Regions from separate parts of the Mus musculus genome. Here region 2 is linked to region 1. A link is a loop called in an ENCODE intact Hi-C map of the cell type or tissue named here. Cell type or tissue: heart. All regions are shown on one strand.

What was found. Hi-C counts contacts between places; a loop is a spot of excess contacts. Peaks named below come from ENCODE experiments on the same cell type or tissue, not always from the same donor. Only the 100,000 strongest peaks of a DNase experiment are listed, where the experiment ranks them.
Region 2: it touches region 1 in a loop (2.8-fold over the local background); 15 of 42 quality-filtered maps call a loop at or near these places.

What each region holds. Positions count from the first base shown.
Region 1 is chr11:70,512,952-70,520,951 of GRCm38, reverse strand. Vmo1 (vitelline membrane outer layer 1 homolog (chicken)) reads left to right here and starts at 6,336. Exons shown (of 3, transcript NM_001013607.1): 1 at 6,336-6,541; 2 at 6,656-6,771; 3 at 7,087-7,436. The coding sequence starts at 6,350. The coding sequence ends at 7,384. It overlaps Gltpd2 (glycolipid transfer protein domain containing 2), which reads right to left and starts at 1,743. Exons shown (of 3, transcript NM_146020.1): 1 at 1,474-1,743; 2 at 1,069-1,235; 3 at 216-981. The coding sequence starts at 1,734. The coding sequence ends at 444. In heart, CTCF peaks have their summits at 734 (motif pointing left) and 4,384 (motif pointing left); DNase peaks (open chromatin) are centred at 501, 6,461 and 7,291; H3K4me3 peaks cover 1,303 bases; H3K27ac peaks cover 1,010 bases; H3K27me3 peaks cover 767 bases.
Region 2 is chr11:70,620,863-70,628,862 of GRCm38, reverse strand. Gm12315 (a long non-coding RNA gene) reads left to right here. Exons shown (of 3, transcript XR_001780246.2): 2 at 4,539-4,687; 3 at 5,313-5,833. Among named protein-coding and RNA genes, the nearest start is that of Chrne, 5.7 kb to the right of the region's middle. In heart, CTCF peaks have their summits at 3,187 (motif pointing right) and 5,596 (motif pointing right); no DNase peak of the experiment used is centred here.

The DNA.
Region 1 (8,000 bases):
AAGTAGCACTCAGGCGGGACATGCTGCGTTGGCTGTGTGGAGGGCAGATCTGGACTGAGACTTGGTAAGCGCTGGCAACTGAAGCCATGGAGCAGCTGAAATGAGCTCAGGGGAATATGAGTCCTTCAGATGCAAAGAGCAGGGATAACAGGTCTTCCCACACCCTCCCCCAGCCCTTAAGCTAGCTCTCCAGTTATCATACATAACGCCGGATGTCGACAGCTACTAAAGCATTCTTTATTCTTCATTGCTTCTTCCAGCTTCCAGAGGCTGAAGATGAGAGGATCTCACACATCACTGAGACTGCCCTGCTGGGGGTGGGCCTTAACTGTGGTGACTTCACTAAAGAGGACCGCTAGCTACTCTCAGGCCGCCGGTAACCCTGAGTATGTACATCCCTTCCCAGAAATGCCTTTCTGGTCGGTCTCTTGATGCCGCGGCCATCAAGCCAGCTGGAGCAGGCCGTGGCCGGCCAGCAGGCCCTGGGTACGATTGTACACATCCTCCAGGACGCCGGCGGCCCGGGCCAGAGCAACCCGCGCGTCCGCCTCTCCTGTTCCGGGACACGCCAGCTGGAGCAGGCGACCGCGACTCGGGAGGGCCAAGATCGCCAGGCGAGCGGCCTGACGGATAAGCCATGGATGGTGCGGGGCCAGGGCGGTGCTGTAGGCTTCCCCGCACTGCGTGCCCGCATCTGGACCTCCAAGCGTCCCTGTCGCCACCCTGTGGAGGCAGAGCTGGGACCAGCGCAGCGCGCGATGCAACAAAAGTAGCGTTCGAGAGCCCGAGGACCCGGCTGAATGCCCAGGTTCGGTTCCCGGGCGCTGTAGCAATCCTGCTCCCCGCTCCCATGTGATCATAGTCATCAGCGATGTGTAGTGTGAAGCATTGGGGCCGTGCACACGAGCCTCGAGGTCGGTCACCTTGTTGAAGGCCTCGCTGGTGGCAAAGGCGAAGACAGTGCCAAGGGGAGTTAGGAACCTGTTTGGTGGTGGAAGTGGGGAGATGACTTGCGAAACCACAGAATCATTTGGAGGAAGATGGGCTTGGGGAAGGGAGACCACTCACCTAAGTAGTTCTCTCCATCCTGCCAGATACTGAGACAACGCCACATCCCCTTCAGGGCTCATACAGGCCAGGAAGGGGCTCACCATGCGACCCAGCGCCCCATGAGGCCCTAGACAGGGAAGCTCTTCCTTCTCTGGGACCACTAGGGGTCTGGCCGCTGGGCCAGTCTGGGAGATAGATATAAGAGATACATGAAAAGTTCCTAGCCTGCTAGGCCTACTTAGCCACTGTTGGGCCCTGAAGAATGTCCCTCAGGTTTAGCTGGGGTTCCTCCTGGTTATTCTTGACATCTGAAGGGGGGAGGGAACAGAGAGGGAGGAGCCTCCTTTCATTCGATTCTCAGTCTGGTTCCCCTGTTTCTTTGTTGCAGAGTCCCCAGACTCTGGCCTTAAAACTCAAACATACCTGGGAAGGTAGCGGTCTCTCTGGATTGCAGGACTGCACCCCTGCCGGGAAACTAAGCAGGGAGCCGAGGACTGGAGAAGGAGAAGGGAGTTTGAGTCCCCGCAGGCCGGACTGCTGGGTTCTCTGAGCTGGTAAGGGGAAGGGCCACTCATAGAAGAACCATATACTGATGTAAAGAAGTAACAGCGTTAAGATAGCGAAGGGAATTGCATGGCGGAACCAGCGTCCCAGGGCTGGGGACAGTGAGACCCCCATGACCATCGCTGGTGCACCTCACCTAGCTAGTTGGTGGCCTTTCCCTTCCCGTGGTGTCCAGAGGTGCAGAGAGTTAATAATTAATCTATTAAGGACCCCTCCCTTGTGTCCTTTGCCCTAGAGGTCAGATCCTAGGGTGAGAGACATAATGACGATTTGGGGGACATAATATGTGACCTGTCTCTGCATTGCCTTTACCTGTGGGGCTAGCTTGTCGTAAGAGGCAGCGTCTTGTGGGTTCTCCTTAAATCTGGACACGAATCCACTGTAAGCTGCAGATAATGGGCCTTTGTAAATCTCATGTGAGGATCAATTGATAACGCATGTGAAAGCATTCCAAGTGGAAAGCTGACCACAGTTGCCCAATACGTCTTACTTGTTAAGGCTCGAGGATGGGGCTTTAGGCTCTCTCTCTCTCTTTTTTTTTTTTTTACATTCTTGCCGAGAGGTCTGGAAACCTTGGGAATAAAAATTTCAATTCCCCAGGAAGCTTACTGGGCTTCTCTGAAGGAGCCACTGACAAAGAACCTTTAGCCAATGATGGCCTGAGTTAGGGAGGATAAGGCTGTAGCTGAGTCTGCTTGTGAGACTCCTGGCTGAAGAAGATAACAAAGCCAGAACTGAGCTGGCTTCCAAAAATCTTCAGGGTCTCACCAATTATAATAGAACTAACCTAGCACCTAATGAAAATGGTACTAATGTTACTGCTTTGACCCTTACCAATCATATTAGAGGTTACCTAGTCCTTCTGGGAAATTCCCCTAGACCTGCCTAAAAGGATGTCTTGCAAGCCCCTCAAGTCATTGCCATTTTGTTGTGACCCCTGCATGCTGGTAATTTCTGCAGAATAGACGCTCTTTGCCTTTGCACACTATTTGAGTCTGGGGCCTTCCATCAGTGATTCTTGGACATTATAATTTAATTTTTTGAGCTTCACTTTAGCGTTTCATTCATTAAATCAGTCATTACTTTCCTATGGCAGGCCCTACACTAGACCCCCAGAATACAAAAGTATTTTCATAGCTGGGCACAGTAGCTCAGGTCTTCATGTAACCTTAGGTATTTGGGAGGCTGAGATAGGAATATCAAAAGTTCAAGGCCAGCCTGGATAACTTATCTAGACTCTGTCTTAACATGCTTTATAAAAAGGGACACTCCAACTCTAGTGATAATGTTTAGGCCCAGCATCTGACATACCATTGTAGGTTTCCCTGTAATACAGACTCTAACAAGAAATGGCTATCCAGAACCCCTGTTAATCTTTATTCCAAGAAACTTAGAAAAGCACCCAAATCCACACATGGTGCGTGCCCAGGCAGACTTTGAGGAGTTTGTGCTCTGAGAACTAAAGTCCTAGGGAACCTGCCTAAAACAACAACAACAATGGGTGACCCCACCTGTGCTAAATATGCCCATGACAGGATCTGGCATTCTTTCCTTATTGAGGAGCAGAAAACCAGTGTGTAAGTGTTGACAGCACAAATACAGAGTCAGAAAACGAAGTAAACATTAAGCTTTTTAAAATAATAAAAATCAAATCAAGCCTTGTTCTGTGAACAACATTAAAAATCGTTTAAAAAATTTTTTTTAAAGTATAAAATGGGTTAGGGATATAGTTCAGTGGTAGTGTCTTCCTGGAATGTGCAAGACTCTAGGTGCAGTCCCCAGTACTGTGTGTGTGTGTGTGTGTCTGTGTGTCTGTGTGTCTGTGTGTCTGTGTGTGCACAGCTCAAGCTTCACTGGGGAGAGAGGAGAACCTTCTGGCTTCCTCACTGGAATGTGAGCTTTGGTGACAACAGGCACTCTGTACGTTGAAGACTGGATCCATGGCTTTCTGACTTTTTAAGGGGGCCAGGGAAGCACCTCTAGTGCTGGGTTGTAGACATCATCGACCCCCCCCCTTTCCCTTCCCCTTTTTATTTTTTATTTATTTTTTATTTTTTTTTTTAAAGATTTATTTATTTATTATATGTAAGTACACTGTAGCTGTCTTCAGACACTCCAGAAGAGGGCGTCAGATCTTGTTACAGATGGTTGTGAGCCACCATGTGGTTGCTGGGATTTGAACTCTGGACCTTCGGAAGAGCAGTCGGGTGCTCTTACCCACTGAGCCATCTCACCAGCCCCCCCCCCCCCTTTTTTATTTTTGAGACAGGATTTAAACTGTTCAGGTTGATTCGTTTTATTAATTTATTAATTTACTTGTTTGAGACAGTCTCTTTACATAGGCCTGGTTCATTTTATTTATTTACTTACTTGTTTGTTGAGACATATCCCCAACTATCCTGAAACTCACCACATAGATCTGGCTGGTCTCAGACTCACAGAGATCTGCCTACCTCTGCCTCCTGAGTGCTGGGATTAAAAGGCGTGCATTATCATGCCCTATATCCCAGGCTGGTTTTGAACTTTCTATCCTCCGACTCAGCTATTTGAGCCACTGTGATCACATATGGACTTGAGCCGCTAGGCCTGGCCAAGCACCTTACTTTTCTTGGTCATTTTCAGAAATTTAGAATATTTCTTAAATCAAATTGCCTTACAATAAATATGTGTTAAAAAACAGAGGAATGTGTCTGAGGTCAGCAGATCAGGGCTGGTGCCCCCTAACAAATCCAGCCAAGTTTTGTTTTCTTGTTTTGTGAATTAGGGGTCCATCTGCTGGTCATAGAAGGAAAGGCATTCTGGGAAAAGATTCTAGACCGTTAAGCAAGGCAAGATAAAGGGGATGTAGCACCAGAACTCAGGAGGCCAAGACAGAAGGGTCAAGGGTTCTAGGTCAGCCTTGGCTACATAGTGAATGGTGTTTCATCGTATCTTAAAGAATACAAGAAGCAGAGGAAGAGTAGCCTTATTTGTTCTTAGTTATCTCAGTCCCTGTCCATAAGGTCTTGGCGGTTAAGAGCATGGACTGCTCTTCCGAAGATCCTCAGTTCAAATCCCAGCATCCACATGGTGGCTCACAACCATCCGCAATGAGATCTAACGCCCTCTTTTGGTGCATCTGAAGACACAGCTACAGTGTACTTAGATATAATAATAAATAAATCTTTAAAAAGAAAAAGTGCCATAAGATATGGCTGCAGGCAAGCCTGCATTTTCTTAGTTAGCGATTGATGGGGGAGAGCCCAGTCTGTTGTGGGTGGTCCTGGGCTCTATAAAAAAGCAGGCTGAATAAGCCATGAGGAGCAAGCCAGTAAGCAGCACCCCTCCATGGCCTTTCATCAGCTTTTGCCTCCAGGTTCCTGCCATGCTAGAGTTCCTACAGTGGGAATGTAAGCCAAATAAACCCTTTCTTCCCCAGCTTGCTTTTGGTCATGGTGTTTCACTGTGGCAATAGAAACCCTAAGTAAGACTGCTAACGCCAGGCAGTGGTGTCTCATGCCTTTAATCCCAGCACTTAAGGAGGCAGAGGCAGGCAGATTTCTGAGTTCGAGGCCAGCCTGATCTACAGAGTAAGTTCCAGGACAGCCAGGGCTATACAGTGTCCCGACCCGAGGGACAGTCGAACAGGCACTTGAGAGGCACCTGGAAGAGAATGGGGGGACAAAGAGATACAAAGAACAAGACAAGCTGACAAATTTTTATTTTTCCCACACAGGTTATATACTCATAGGAGCAGGAAGGGGGTGAAGTGGGGTCGCTTTGTCTCTGAGTAGTGCACCTATTCCCAGGAACAGGATGTTGACTGGGTAAACAGTTCAGCAAGAAGATCAGAACAGAATGGGTTAATAGGCACCTATCCACAAGATTTATAGCTCTTTGTTTTCCACTGACTTCAGGATCTATGTCTATTTGTACTCAGCTGGGCTAGTACTTTCCCACAGAGGCCAAGACTTTGTGCCGGCAAGCACTTATGGCTGACAAGGCAGTTAACATTCAAACAGGGTCGCTCCCAACAATACAGAGAAACTCTATCTTGATAAAACAAAACAAAACAAAACAAAACGACTGCCACATACAGTATTTCAGGACAACCTGGGTTCCAGAGGAAGATCCTGTCTCTCTGGGTGTATCTGGTGTCCAAGATTCTCAAAGAATCAGAGCCACAGCCTTAAGAAGACCTTTTCCCAGCCCTTATCCTTCCCAGCCGTGATCTATGTTAACAGTATTCTTTTCTACATCCTGTAGGGTTGTCTCTCATCCTCACACTGTCTCCTGCCTAATCCTATCCCTGGCAAATTTTCCTAGAATCACTGCAGTCTCCAGCCTTGGCTTCCATTGCCAGTGCTGGGATTTCCCTCAGTTTACTGGGGTAGGGGTGGGGGTGGCAAGTTACTTACAGCTCTCTCATCTACTAACTAGGAAATATAATTTCTATCTTCTACAATCATTGCGGTGATTACATGAAATATACCTGGAGCTAGTGTTAAGTATTCAGTAGGCCCTAATTTAAACTCAGTGGCTTCTACTGCCCTCCCTTCCCTAACTCCTGGGGGCCGCAAATCTTCAGGGTTCCTGGACTGGAGCAGATTAGTTTTGAATGTCACTTAATCCTGGTCATTCTTCCGCAATCTGAGCCATGAAAGGACAGGGCTGGTAGAGAGCTGCAACCTGAATCTTGATAGGGCCAGGACTGATATAAATCCATCTAAGTGACCAGATTCATAGGTCATGCAGGATGGAGTTGCAGGCTGGAGCCAGGCTGTTACTGCTGCTGGGGGTGATGTGCTATGGACATGCACAGATTCAAGTTCACGTAGAACCACGCTATGCATCGATCGTTGACGTGACCAACGGTGGTACCTGGGGTGATTGGGCCTGGCCTGAGATGTGTCCTGATGGATACTTTGCCAGTGGGTTCTCTGTCAAGGTGAAGGTTCAGACCTGGGTCTTAGAAAGGGCAAAGATGTGCCAGATTGCAGAGCTGAACGTGAGAAGGAGAATCCTCTCAGTGGACCTCACTTCTGCTTCCCTCCTGACCTAGGTGGAGCCCCCTCAAGGCATTCCTGGAGATGACACAGCTCTGAATGGGATCCGGCTACACTGCACTCGAGGGAACTCACAGAAAAACACCCACGTCGTGGAGTCCCAGTCCGGAAGGTGAGATTAGGGACCAAAGACCCAACGGGGTAGAAAGCATTTATCTAGTGTTTGTAAAGCTCTGGGTTCACTCCTGAATGGGAAGGACACTCTCCTAGGACAAAGGTATACATACCCCTTCCCTTCTGTTAGTGCCCTTCCCTGAGATAAACTCCACTAAGGTTATAGAGGTGTGGGGTGGAAGTCCACCCGTGTACTCAGGGAAACACAGGAGATTAGATCTAGCCCATCCTTTATTGGCAGTGCTGGGTTTGGAAGTCCCCAGGGTGGGTAGGACGTGCTTGAAGAACCATTACAACTCTCCTTCTCTTGCAGCTGGGGTTCATGGAGTGAGCCTCTGTGGTGTCCTGGCACTAGCTTCTTAGTGGCTTTCTGCCTCCGGGTGGAGCCATTTACATTCCCAGGGGACAACACTGGAGTGAACAACGTGCGCTTCCGTTGCTCAGACGGCGTGGAGCTGGAGGGGCCTGGGCTGAACTGGGGAGACTACGGAGAGTGGAGCAACTCATGTCCCAAAGGTGTCTGTGGCTTGCAGACCAAAATCCAGAAGCCAAGAGGCCTCCGAGATGACACTGCACTTAATGACATCAGAATATTCTGCTGTGCCAGCTGATGCGGTCGCTCTGCCAGTACTGTCTTTTACCATTAAAGCTTCTTGGCCTTGGCGTTGCTGTCCCCTTGATTAAGAGACAATAAGCTGCCTGCCTCCTTGCCTCTGCTTTCTTGACCCAGCATGGCTCAAGGCCGGATTCAGGGGTTGTAGGTCACATAGTTTAGAACAAAGAACTTGAACACATGAATTTTCGGGCCTTGACTCTCTGAGGACATCTGCAGATAATATGTCCCCTTTAAGAGCCCAACTTGTCTCCCTTCCGTACCATCAGTGACTTCAGATTAAGGAGTGGGGGTGGAAGTTTTGTCCACTCCTGACCCCTGTACTCAGAGAGACTGGATGAGTAGATCGAATCTACTGGTAAAACCTGGTTTGGAAGTCCCCAGGTTTGAGTCGGTCAGATGGGGTGTGCATCTGGTTTGGAAGTCCCCAGGTGGGTGGGAGGTGCTCACAGAGCCAGTATAACTAATTACACGGCAATGCAAAAGGCTTTACATTTTTATTTTTAGAGCTTTGAAACTAAAGAATCTTCTCCCATAGTTTCCACTACCCGTCTTCTCGCCACCTCACCTTGCAAGTTTCAAGTGGTGGCTTTCCTAAATAGAAATTGTCATCT
Region 2 (8,000 bases), 110 kb before region 1:
GAGTGTCTGAAGACAGCTACAGTGTACTTACATATAATAAATAAATAAATCTTTAAAAAAAATCCTCAAATCCCACCCCACCTCGCCCCCCACTCCCACTCCCCTCTGACTGAGGACCAGGCTGTAACTCTCAGCTACTGTTCCAACACCATGTCTGCTGCTAGGATAATGGACTAAACATCTGGAATTAGCAATGCTTCTGAGAAGACCAGACATCATCCTTGGACTTGCTGCCCAAGGATTTCACAGAGTCAAGATTTCCCAATAAGATTTACATGCAGCTAATTAAAGATAAGAAAGCAGAGTCACAGTGTTCAGCTGCCGGGAGAAGCCAGAGGAATCCAGTTCTGGGGTCATCTGGTGGTCTAAGAGCCCTGTAGCCATCATTGTGGGTTTCCAAGTTGTGTGGGCCTCCTGTTATCACAAAGGCCTCTAAAGATCCTCATTAAATCTAGGCCTACTTCACCATTAAAAAAAAGCAGACATGTTTTAATGTCTTCTTTGTTTTTATTTTATTTTTTTTAAGATTTACTTATTTATTATATGTAAGTACACTGTGGCTGTCTTCAGACGCACCAGAAGAGGGCGTCAGATCTCATTATGGATGGTTGTGAGCCACCATTTGGTAGCTGGGATTTGAACTCAGGACCTTTGGAAGAGCAGTCAGTGCTCTTACCCGCTGAGCCATCTCACCAGCCCAAAGCTTTTCTTCAAATTTCACAGCTTTTTTTTTTTTTTTTTTTTTTTTTTGCTTTTTCGAGACAGGGTTTCTCTGTATAGCCTTGGCTGTCCTGGACACCAGGCTGGCCTCGAACTCAGAAATCCGCCTGCCTCTGCCTTCCAAGTGCTGGGATTAAAGGCATGTGCTATCACTGCCCGTGTTTTTATTTTTATTTTTAAAGATTTATTTATTTATTTTATGTAAGTACACTGTAGCTGTCTTCAGACACACCAGAAGAGGGCGTCAGATCTTGTTACGGATGGTTGTGAGCCACCATGTGGTTATTGGGACTTGAACACTGGACCTTTGGAAGAGCAGTCGGGTACTCTTACCACACTGAGCCATCTCACCAGCCCTTATTTTTTTCTAAACAGCTCCCCTCTTCCTTTTTTTCCCTTTCAGTTTTTCTGTCTCTCTGTCTCTGTGACTCTGTCACTGTCTCTGTCCCCAACCCCTCTCATTTCTCTCACTACATAGCCCTCTATATGGCCTGTAGCTGTCTTCAGACACTCCAGAAGAGGGAGTCAGATCTTGTTACAGATGGTTGTGAGCCACCATGTGGTTGCTGGGATTTGAACTCTGGACCTTCGGAAGAGCAGTTGGGTGCTCTTACCCACTGAGCCATCTCACCAGCCCCAGGCTGACTTCTAACTCACAGAGATCTTCCTGTCTTCCTGTCTTCCTGTCTCTGCCTCCTAAGTGCTGGGATTAAAGGCCATGCTTGTAGTTTTTGTTGTTGTTGTTGTTGTTCTGGGTTTTGTTTTGTTGGCGCAGCAACTAAAATCCTAATCTTGTAAGCCTATTAAATCTAAATCCTCAGGTGTCAAATCCTGATGGATCTACCATTGAAACTGGAAGACACTCGTAGCTACACCTTGTCCTCACACTATCCCCATTTGAAGGGCTTGTTGTTTTAAAGTTAATTTGCTGAGTGTGTGTGTGTGTGTGTGTGTGTGTGTGTGTGTGTATAGGTATCTGCATGCCACACTGCGTGTGTGGAGTCAGAGGACAACTCTGGGAGTTGCTTTTCATCTTTCACCTTGCTGAGTCTCTCGTTTCTGTTGCTCTACTGGTTCCAAAGGTCAAACTCTGGTCTTCAGGCTTGTGCATCGAATGCCTGTCTGACCCATCTATGGCCTTATTTGTTTTGTAAGACAGTCTCAGTCTTGCCTCTAGGCTGACCTTGAACACACTAGTCTCAAGGTCATAGGGCTGGATCTTCCTGCGCCAGTCTCCTGAATTGGATTACAGGTATTATGACTGGTTTCAATGTCAGCTTGCCACAAATGAGAATCACCTGAGTAGAAAGCTTCACCTGAAGATCTGTCCTGACTGCCTTGACTAGAGTGGAAGACCTGCCCCGATTGTGAACAGGACCGTCAGGCAGCAGTCCAGATACGGAGGGTATTCAGAAGGACATTCATTCTCTTGCCTAGTGCTTGGTTGGCCTTCCTGCCCGATTCCTGTCTCTGCTTCTGCTGCTCCCTTCCTTGATAGCAGAGTCACCATTCCAAGCCTTCATAGTGGAATAGGGACCAGCAGCTCTCAAAGAGCTTTCAACTTTCCAGCACCGGATTGGGAGCACTGAAGCATCCCATCTTGAGGACTGAGTAACACACACACACACACACACACACACACACACACACACACACACACACACACGACAGGATTTCTTTTTGTAACCCTGGCTGCCTCTGCCTCTGCCCCTCCTCTGCCCCTCTGCCCCTCCACTGCCCCTCTGCCCCTCTGCCCCTCTGCCCCTCTCCTCTGCCTCCTGAGCTTTGGGTTTAAAGGAGTGTACCACCACCACCCTATCCCATGTTTTTTTTTCTATGGCAGTGGTTTTGGTACACTGTTTTAAAAAAAAAATCCCACCCCCAAATCACAAAAGACTCCTATAGTCTCTTCAGTTAGTTCTAGTTTTCTTTGGTACTCTCTAATTCACCTGGGTTTGCTTTTTATCTGGTGTGAAGTGTGGGAGTAGCTTGCTTGCTTTCTCACCATAGATGCCATTGCTCATTGTGTTGATAATGGCCTCTCCCACTGATGTCCAGAGTCCCCTCCTTCTTCCCAGGACCCGGGAACTGGCACTCCTGCTGGTACAGTGTTGCTGCTGTTTTTGTGAGGTGTTCTAATATTGGGTAGGCTGAGTCCCTCCTATGGTCCTTTTCAAAACTGACAAAGCTCTTCATGAACCTTTATGCTGGTATGTATGTATATTTTTAAATGAGTATCAAGTTTCTTTTTAAAAGTATTTATAGATTACCTTAGGGAGAATGGACATATTTATAATATTAAGGTAACTCATTGACATAGGTGCCAATCACTTAATTTATATAGAATCCACTGTAATAATTCTTCCTCCTCCTTCTTGTTCTCCTCTTCCTCCTCTTCTTTGATTGTATTTATTTTATGCTTTAGTGTTTTCTTGAATACACCACGTGCATGCAGTGCCCGCAGAGGCCAGAAGGGGGCATAGGATCCCCTGGAGTCACAGATGATTGTGAAGGACCCAGTGGGGATCCCTGACATTATTAGTGATACTCTGTTAGGCTTGCAGACAGGAACCTAGCATAACTCCTCGGAGAGGCTCTACCCAGCAGTTGACTGAAGCAGATGCAGATATACAGAGCCAAGCATTGGATGGAGGTCGGGGACTTTTATGGAAGAGCTGGGGGAAGGATTGAAGGAACTGAAGGGGATGGCAGCCCAATAGAAACATCAACAGGGTCTACTAACAAGGAGCCCTGGGAGCTCGCAGAGACTGAGCCACCAACCAAAGCACACACACAAGCTGGAACGAGGCCCTCAGCACGTATGTAGTAGATGTGCAGCTCAGTCTCTATGTGGGCCCCCAACAACTGGAGTGGAGGCTGTCCCTAAAGCTGTAGCCTGACTGTAGTATCCATTCACCAACAGGGGTACCTTGTCTGGCCTCGAAGAATGTCAGAGTGGGGGGCTACCTGGGAGGGGGGCACTCCTATGAAGGAGAAGGGGAGGGGGATGGAGGGAGAGACTCTGTGAGGGGGGTCTAGGGAAGGGGTAGCATTTGGGATATAATAAATATTAATTTTTAAAAGGTTAAAATAAATAAATTATAAATTAAAAAAAAAACACTGTAGGAAGCTGCCAGCTTTCCAAAGTGGCTGTCTACTTTACTGTTTTTTGTTGTTTGTTTGTTTGTTTTCGTTGTAGCTGGGTGTTTGTTTGTTTGTTTGTTTTTCGAGACAGGGTTTCTCTGTGTAGCCCTGGAACTCACTTTGTAGACCAGGCTGGCCTTGAACTCAGAAATCTGCCTGCCTCTGCCTCCCAAGTGCTGGGATTAAAACTGTGCACCACCACACCCAGCAGTGGTTGTTTTAAGACAGGGTCTCACTACATAGCTCAGGCTGACCTGGAGCTTGCTAGGTAGAGCAGGCTGTAGAACTCAGAGACACCTTCCCGCCCCCTGCACCTGTCTCTGCTAGGACTAAAGACCCATACCACTTCACCTGGCATCATCTGCTTTCAAATGAGTGGCATAAATATTCAGTATTGATAGTGAGCATATTAAAGCACATTGAGGCCATAGCATCAATTGTTAGCACCATCTGCCTACTGCATCCCTGTGTTATTTGAGTCCTACCTCAAACTGCTTTGGGGACTACGGTTGGTTACTTGGTTTGTTCAACTGAGACAGGGTCTGATGTAGCCACGGTTGGCCTTCAACTCCTGATCCTCCTGCCTACATCTCTCAAGTGCTGGGATTCCAGCGTGCTGGCTAGAATTTCTTAGAAGTTTTTCTAACTCTGAGCCCTTCCCTCCTGCCTTTCAGGTTCCACATGCAGGTTCATCACCTCATTCTCTAAACCCAAGTCATGGTGCCTGGCTTTCCCCATGGATGGATGTGCTGTCCAGGTGCTGTTGATTGACGTGAGGCATCCCTTCACATTACATCATCTTGTGTTTGGCCTTTAACCTGAGGTGAGAAATTGTTTCTGAAATATCCTTCACCCAAGGTGACCAGACTTTTGTGTACTGGGGAAGACCTGGGGACCTTTTTTCTTTGTAAACTTTTTGTTGTATTTGTTATACCTTGTGGGAACTAAAAGGGGGCAGAGAAAGGAGGGGGAGGGAGGATAGCCCACACCCGGCCAGAGTTCCTCCTATGCTCTGGGCAGGAGGATGCAGGAGGTCTGCCAGACACTTTCCACTCGGCCCCGTGTGGGCATGTAAGCTACTGACCCCACTTGATGGGGAGCGGACAAGGGGTAGCCCCCAAAACCAGGGGGTTCCGGGGCGACACCCTGTAGCCCCAAGGTTATGGGAGAGAGGGCTGAGGGAGAGAGGTTTTCACGCAGGCAAGAGTAAGCGCGGATGAACAGACAGGCTATGGTTTTAGAGCTTTATTGTAGAAAGGCAGGGGGAAAGGAGAGGTGGAAGGAGAGAGAGAGAGACCGGCTGTGGCCAAAGGAGACAAAGGGAAAAGGGAGAGAAAGAAGAAAGGCTAGAGTAAGAGGGAGAGACAAGGAAGAACAAGAGGAGCAAGAGAGCGAGGAGGGGCCAAACAGCCCCTCCTAAAGTATGCTGCTATCTTTTCTGTTTCTAGGTAACTGGGGAGGAGTCTAGCCTGAAGGTCGGAAGCTTGGAACTTTGCCTACGTGACTATTAAACCATGCTTCTCTTGTCGGGGCTGAGGGGTTGGTAACTTAGACAGGAGCCACAGTTCCAGGAGACATGAGAGAGAGAACGCCTTCTGTCCCATGTAGGTGAATTATCACTACCAGGTCCCGGGGTTCCACACCTCAGCTCTACTGGAGATCAGACTGTCTGTGTATAGCCCAACGCCCCACAATACCTGTGTGTATATCTGTGCACGGTGTGCATGCCTGGCTCTGAGAGGCCAGAAGAGGGTGCTGGAGCTCCTGGGACTGGAGTTCTAGAAAGTGGAAAACCCTTGTGCTCTGGCCTGGTAACTCCTTGCTTGTACCCAGATCCCCAAAGGAACTTCGGAGTGCTCCTCTCTTGCCTTCTCATCTCATTTTTTGGACATTAAGTATTGCTTTGTAGCCCAGGCTGCTTTTGAATCTCCTCATTTCTCAATGCTGGGATTAAAGGTGGGCTTTAGCCACACTTGGCACTTGTCTATTTTTATTGTTGAAAGGCCTTTTCTCAAAACTGTATCTCGAGTTCTCTGGTATTATTTTTTTTAAAATACTTTTTTGGTTTTAAAGACAGGATTTCTTTCTGTGTATAGCTCTGACTGTCCCGGAACTTCCTTTGTAGACCAGGCTGGCCTCAAACTCACAAAGATCCTCCTGCCTCTGCCTCCTGTGTGCTGGGATTAAAGGTGTGTACCTCCACTGCCACGCTCTGTGATCATCATGGTGAGAAGCAGACAGGTGTATGTGGCACTGGAGCAATGGCTGAGAGCTTTATAGCCTGATCCACTGGCAAGAGGCAAGGGAGGGAGGGAGGGGTGGGGGAGGGACATAGAGAGGGAGGGAGGGACCAGAGAATGCATGAGCCTGGCAAGCTTTTGAAACCTCAAAGTCTGCAGTGATGGCCACACCTCCTCCAGCAAGGCCACACCTTCTTCCTAATAGGTCACCAACCTGAGACTAAGTATGCAAATCTTTAAGCCTGTGAGTGTCATTTCCTTCTGATAATCACACAATCATATCTCTGGACCTGTGGTTGGAGAGAATAATTCTCAGTAAAAAGATGCCAGCAGTTCATTTAGTCTCTTTGCCCAGTAGATAACAATCAAGTATCTGCAGCAGGCCAGACTCTACTAAATTCCTTGGACACAGCCAACCAGCAGGGAAGCACTGTTGGTTAGTGTCTACTGGGTACTCCCTGGCCTGGCTCTGCTAACCCACTTCCCCTGCTGGGAAAGAGAGACTGCTATTTGTGCTATCCACAGAGGGAGCTCTCCTGTGACTAGCTGGGGATGGCACCTTGAGAAGGTCCTGGGTGATCAGAAGCAGCAGCCCTCTGCGCTGGCAGGGCCAGCCGCAGCTGTTCATCAGAGTGGCCGGCCAAAAGGAGTCGGAGGAGGGAGTGGCTTCCTGCTGAGCTGAGATCTTTGTGGCTAGCTTGGAAGTCAGCCTCCAGAGAAACTGGAATTTCTAATATACAAATACAAAACGAAGACTGGCTCACAGGCATGTTTCCGACACCTACAGCTGGTTAGGAGACTTGGAGAGACCCCAGGTTATCCCCATTACCCTTCCTGCTCTGTTCGTGCTCAGGAACGGACTTGGTCAGGAATGAGTGTCTGTACAGGAGCGTGAGGGTCAGAGGACAACTGTAGGAGTTGGTCCACTTGCTCCTTTCTTCATGTGGGTCCAGGGTATCAAACTCAAGTCCTCAGGTTTGCAGGCAGCACCTTTACCCTGAGTCCACCGTTTACACATATACGTTATATACACTGGGCCCCATTTGTGTCTTTTTGGTTTGAGTTTTACTAAGGCTGTCCCTGTGACCATGGGTTTGGAGCCTGGCAAGCTCGTCAGTGGATCAAGTGAGGGCCTTCCTCTTTTTTTCTTTTCCGATTTGTTTTTTTTTTTCCAAGTCAGGGTTTCTCTGTGGAGCCATAACTGTTCTGGACTTTGTTCTGTAGACCAGGATGGTCTCAGACTCACAGAGATCCCTCTGCCTCTACCTCCCGAGTGCTGGGATTAAAGGTGCTTGCTTTCACCACCACCACTCAGCGGAAGCAACTTTTTTTTTAAAAAGATTTTATTTATTTATTTACTTATTTATTATATGTAAGTACACTGTAGCTGTCTTCAGACACACCAGAAGAGGGCATCAGATCTCATTACGGATGGTTGTGAGCCACCATGTGGTTCCTGGGGTTTGAACTCAGGACCTTCAGAAATACAGCGGCTCTTAACCACTGAGCCATAGCTCTAGCACCCAGAAGCAACTACTAACCTGTAAAATCATAGTATCTGGGTTGTAAGTGCCCACTAATGTTTGAACAAATGTCTGCATTTAGCACAGTCCCCTAACTCATTGACTAGATTGAGCGACGCTCAGCATGGTGTTCAAGGTGGTGAGTTCACTTCCATAAATCCTTTCTGGGGTCTGCAGTGGAAAATGAGAAATTAGTAGGTAGCAGGAGAAACAGGCTTCAAATGAGTGTGACAGACAGACAAGGGCCCAGGGCCATGCTGGTCTCAGAGGACTGAGGGACTTTGACAGGTAGGGAAAGAAATGAGCAAATGCTGAACATAACTTTTCTGTGAAATGTAAAATGAGGGCTGGTGAGATGGCTCAGTGGGTAAGA